2 separate regions of the Homo sapiens genome follow, and region 2 is linked to region 1. A link is a loop called in an ENCODE intact Hi-C map of the cell type or tissue named here. Cell type or tissue: chondrocyte. All regions are shown on one strand. Links, peaks and the distances in the headings refer to the core of each region. The heading gives the core; the rest is flanking DNA.

Region 1 (2,927 bases), core at 185-2,684:
CCACTTCTAGCACAACTTTTGGTCCATATTTGATGTTTAATAATTATATGTGAACAAATAAGTCAGTGACATTTTGCTGCTATATACTGAAGTAGAATTTAGAATGCATAGCTACATACTTGTGGAAATTTCACCAATGAAAGGGAAATTGAATTCTCTAATCCCCATGGGAAATAAATATTTTCACAAAGAAGAAAACCATCAAAAGAAGGACAATGATTAGCTTACCCTTACTTTTTCTCTCCCTATTGACACCCATGTCATCTGGATTTAAATGAGTATATATATATATATTTAATTTACATGTTCTTAATATTTAATTGAAATACATTTTAATATTTCAATACAGTATTAAATACAGGAAGCTTATTTTTAAAATATATTTTAATATTTCAATTAAATATTAAACACAGGAAGCCAATTGATAGAATTTGCAAAGAATTAACTTACTTTTCTTTGAAACTGCGTAACATTTGCTGTACTAGCTATTAAAATAACACAATTTTCACTAGTAGAAAGGACAGGAAATGCTAGTATCAGCCCTTGCAGACAAGAACAGAATTTAGTTTTTGAAGCTGAGAAGGCTCAAACTCCTTGCTGTGTTTTATTATGCATAACTGAAATTCTTCACAGTTACAAAAGTGTAAACTTCTCTTGATTGCATCAATATGTACTTGGAACAAGGGGATATGTAGGTCAGTGCTTGTGAAGGAACTCTGTAGCTACATTTAAGTTTGCTTTGAAGGAATAAAAGTAAATACATAAAGTGTGCCTTTTTTTTTTTTTTTGGTAAAAACCATGCAGGCATTCCATTTTTAACTTCTTTCGGATCATAGGATGGATTTATCTTCCTCATTGAAAAATTCCCCTTGCTTGAAACTTCCTGACAGTTACAGATTTTTTTTTCCCCTAGAATGTTTGATCATTTGAATAGCACTGTATGGACCACTCTTTGATGGTTTATATTCTCCCAACGTGATGCTCACTTCTGTTCATTACCTTATTTTTCATTATTTCATAATTTGTCTTTTGTATTTTGTGACTGCTTCCTCTGGGATTTTTTTTTCCTAGAAAAATGACAAGAATGATCCACACAAGTCCATAAGAGAGGCTGTAAAATAAACATTATACCATGTGTGGGGTAAAAAAATAAATAAATAACTGCAAATGGCTGTTCTCACTTTCTGGCATTTACACACATGGCCATCTGTTTGAGGGCTGTTTTAAATGGCTGTTTTCCAACATTTATGTAACTGGCCAATTGAAAGGAAATGACATCATCAAGTTTCCTGAAGGCTATAGCCGGAGCCACGAAAAAGTTCGGAAACAAATTGCTTGGTAAAGAGAAAGATGTTTTTGAAATGTCTCTTTTTAATATGTACTTCTTTCTTATTTCTAGCATTTCTAACATTTTCCCCCTTTTTCTATACATTCTGTGTTTATACCCCTCAATATTTGCACAATCTACTTTGGGGCTTCTCCTCTCTAAATTGTAAGGGAGTTAAAGAGAAAAATATCCTCTTTGTTGGGTCTGTACAATCTGGTCAGAATGTGCTGAAAACCAAAGAGTTTTCTGACCTACTTAATATCCAAGAATGGACTTGATTGACTTTGTCACTGAAATGACGGCAGATTTTGAACTTGTAGACGTAGGCCTTGCAAAGCATGGAAATAATTCCGGACAGACATAGACTGTTCTGCTACCAAGGTGCTGCTGTTGAACTACCCCTCACAGCACAGCCCACAGAGCATGACTGAGTGAAGAGGAACATTTGGAAAGTTTATCATATTTGTTGGAATCACCAAGAAATTAAAGCTAGGAAGGGTAGAGGTTTTTATTTTTATACTTTTAAGCTCAGGGGTACATGTATAGGTTTGTTACATAGGTAAACATGTGTCATGGGGGTTTGCTATACACACTATTTCATTACCCAGGTATTAAGCCTAATATCCATTAGTTATTTTTCTTAAGCCTCTCCCTCCTCCCCACCCACTATCCTCTAATAGACTCCAGTGTGTGTTGTTCCTCTCTATGTGTCCATGTGTTCTGATCATTTAACTCCAACTTGTAAGTGAGAACATGTGGTGTTTGGTTTTCTATTCCTGCCTCAGTTTGCTAAGGAAAATGGCCTCCAGCTCCATCCATGTTCCTGCAAAAGGCATGATCTCATTCTTTTTTATGGCTGCATAGTACTCCATGGTGTATATGTACAACATTTTGTTTATCCAGTGTATCACTGATGGGCTTTTATGCTGACTCCATGTCTCTGCTATTATGAATAGTGCTGCAATCAACATATGCATGCATGTGTCTTTATAATAGAATGATTTATATTCCTTGGGGTATATACCCAGTAATGGGATTGTTGGGTCAAATGGTACTTCTGTTTTTAGGTCTTTGAGGAATCGCCACACTGCCTTCCACATGGAAAGGACACAAATGGTTGAACTGATTTACACTCCCACCAACTGTGTATAAGTGTGCCTTTTTCTCCACAACCAGGTCAGTGTCTGCTATTTTTTGCCTTTTCAATAATAGCCATTCTGACAGGTGTAAGATGGTATCACATTGTGGTTTTGATTTGCATTTCTCTAATGATTGGTGATGTGAGCTTATTTTCATATGATTGTTGGCTGCTTGTATGTCTTCTTTTCAAAAGTGTCTGTTCATGTTCTTTGCCCACGTTTTAATGGGGTTGTTTGTCTTTGTCTTGTAAATTTGTTGAAGTTCCTTCTAGATGCTGCATGTTAGACTTTGTTAGGTGCATAGTTTGCAAAAATTTTCTCCCATTTTGTAGGTTGTCTGTTTACTCTGTTAATAGTTTCTTTCGAGGTGCAGAAGCTCTTTAGTTTAATTAGATCCAATTTGTCAGTTTTTGCTTTTGTTGCAATTGCTTTTGGCATCTTCATCATGTCTTTATAGCATA
Region 2 (2,927 bases), core at 182-2,681, 120 kb before region 1:
GAAGGATTCTAAGGTGAGTGGCATTACCTTGCTGTAAGTTTTTATAGCAAAAATTTCTCTGTTCAGATATTTAAATACAGCTTTTCATAGCATTGGAATTGCTTTAAAGGTAATTGATTTCCTTTGACTATATCCTTTCGCCATTTGGGTATGAGCAATTCCAAGGGACAAGGAAGAAAAAAATAAGGAGGAAAAGTTTCTGTAATATAAATTCCCTGAAGAAAATGGATGTGTATGTTGAGTTGCAATAGCCAAGGGTAAGTCTCCATTGTAGGCCATACAATTGAAAATATATCTATCTCTACTTCCTGAAATGATCAGAAGGTAGACTCTGCTTACAGGCCCCAAGACTACAAACCCCTTTACAAAAAAAATGTTCAAGACTTATTGCAAGATTTTAACAAAAGTGTACATCCAGTTATGCATACACCAGAGTGATAATTCACATTTCTCCCAAGGTTTAAAGAGCACGTCCCCATCATAGACTTGTCAAATAGGCAAGTTATCATTTAACATGCAGTGGGTAGAAGGCAGCTCACTTACAGACTTAGATCCATCTGTAGAGAATAATTGGTTTAAACTTAATAGTCAATATTCAAATGTAATGCATTTGAATATTGTCACTTGCATCCATAAAACTTTTAGCAGGGTTTTTAATGAGTTGAATTTAAAAAAGGGATTGGGCCTAGAAAAGGGATCTGAGGACCAAAAGTCCCCTAGTTAATTCCTTTGATTACCTTTCCAAACTGGGGCTCTGTTGAAGAAAGTGTCTAGCTTATGTTAAGCAATGGGGTCTGTTTGAAAGCTCTAGGATGGTAAAAATTTCTTACAAAGGGAAGCAAGTGAGTGCAGCACAAGGAGGAAGTATACAATTTTCTCACTCGTTGGGTGTAGTCTCAGGTCCCTTCAGTTCAAAAAGTGCAAAATTAGTCAGGAAATACACCCAAGGGGTGTTATCACAAGGCAAGGATTACAAATGAAAGCTCAAAAACATATAAAAAGGCTCACAAGCACAGTTCCCCATCTAAAAATAGCTAGTTTGTTATCCTGGTTCTCAGGGACTGGCTGTTTCCTTCATTAGAAGATTGAAAAGAGAAGTAAGATGACACATGTAAAAACAAAGGAAGATCTAAAGTTATCTTATAGTCCTGACTCCTTTTTAAGGCCTCAGATAGAACAGAAAGCTGTAAAGGAAACTCTGCTATATGAATAAAATTAGCTTCCATTTAAGTGAAGATCTCTAACTTGGATTTTGGACTTAATGCAAATCTCCCTGAAAGAATGCAGAGACTTCCCCCTTCTGTGGGACTAGCATCAGATGACTGCAAGAGATTCTGGAGCTTGCAACATCTCTCCTGGTTTCTGAGAAGGCTCTGAGAAATTTATTCTGGAAGACTGCATGAGTCATCTTAGAATGACTATGGGCTTTGCAATAATAAAAATCAGCTGTTGCTTAGTCCTTAGTGATTCATATAAAATGTCTAGTGTTTTGAATCCTTCAATTGCCAGCATGGTGGACAATGATTAGTCTAGGCTTTATAGGGGTAAAGTTGGTTGGCACTTCTTATATATCCTTATCCTTTCTACCAGTAGGAATGTGTTGGCATCAGCAATGGTACTACTTAATGATTCCAAGGTTTTGAAGCAATATCATAATACAAGTGTCAACCATCCTCCCCTGTGACTCCCAAGCCTACCTTCTTACCCTAATTATACAGAGCAGGCAGGAAAAGTGCTTTGCCAGTCTCAAAATGCTGGTAAAAGGAATAACTTGAGTTAAGGACTTAGTGGTAGCCCCATTCAACAGATGGTAGGGAATTTATTTTTAACATTAAGGGGAATGGGACAAACACCTAGTATACCAACCACTAAGAACACTTATTCCGAAAGGCCTATGAAACAGAATGTGTCTCTCTTTTTTTTTTTTTCTTGAGATAGAGTTTCACTCTTGTTGCCCAGGCTGGAGTGCAGTGGCGCAATCTCGGCTTACTGCAACCTCTGCCTCCCAGGTTCAAGCCATTCTCCTTCCTCAGCCTCCCGAGTAGCTGGGATTACAGCCACCCACCACCATGCCTGGCTAAGTTTTTGTATTTTTAGTAGAGACAGGGTTTCACCATGTTGGCCAGGCTGGTCTCGAGCTCCTGACCTCCCTCAGGTCCTGCCTCGGCCTCCCAGAGTGCTGGGATTATAGGTGTGAGCCACCGCATCCGGCTGAATGTGTCTCTATTTTATGAATAATGAAATGGACACAGCAACAGAAAATCAATCCGCCATAAGCCATTGGGCTCAAAGTGAGCATAGTCTGTGTTTTCTCTTCTCTTATATATACTGTCTCTCTTGTCTTTTCTTGAATCCCACTGATTTTAACCTGGATTTTATAAGCTACTTTCAAAAAGTCATCATCCCACTGACATTAACACACCATTAATTTTTAGCAAGAAGCCACATATAATAGACACAGGGAAAGGAATTAAGGAGACTCAAGAAGAAAGCAACATAAACATATTTGTTTAGAATGTCCAGTACTTTGTACTGGACAGAGAATGTGCTTCCTTGTTTCTTTGAACTTTCTGCCTGCCTCAGCTAAAGTGCGGAATTAGGACAACATGTGAAATATTAACCTCTAAGACAGACCTCGGGGTCCAAGAGGGCAGCAAACAGCCTTCACTGCTATCTTCAAAGTAGCTCTTTAAGAATAGGGGTCATTACCAGCGATGCTGTAGCAAAGTTAGACTGTTTCTGATACTTTATGCAAATCCTTCCTTTAACTGCTTTTTTGGATTCTTATGCTTTTAGGAAGGCTCTTCTGCTCTGCAAAGACCAAACTGAGCAGACAGTAAGATTTTTACAGCCTGTTTCACTGAGGAATGAGACTATGCTAATGCATACTGAAAAGGAGTCCTTAGAAGATTTTCTTGTAAATGCTG

Evidence for each region. A loop is a pair of places that touch in the nucleus more often than their neighbours do. Peaks named below come from ENCODE experiments on the same cell type or tissue, not always from the same donor. Only the 100,000 strongest peaks of a DNase experiment are listed, where the experiment ranks them.
Region 2: a loop joins it to region 1, with 4 times the contacts of the local background. A loop is called at or near these places in 2 of 110 quality-filtered maps.

What each region holds. Positions count from the first base shown.
Region 1 is chr5:39,519,125-39,522,051 of GRCh38, forward strand. LINC02104 (long intergenic non-protein coding RNA 2104) reads left to right here and starts at 1,307. Exons shown (of 3, transcript NR_104632.1): 1 at 1,307-1,338; 2 at 2,395-2,503. In chondrocyte, for the core only: no CTCF peak of the experiment used is centred there; no DNase peak of the experiment used is centred there.
Region 2 is chr5:39,398,319-39,401,245 of GRCh38, forward strand. The region is part of intron 1 of DAB2 (DAB adaptor protein 2); the gene reads right to left. Among named protein-coding and RNA genes, the nearest start is that of DAB2, 25 kb to the right of the region's middle. In chondrocyte, for the core only: no CTCF peak of the experiment used is centred there; no DNase peak of the experiment used is centred there.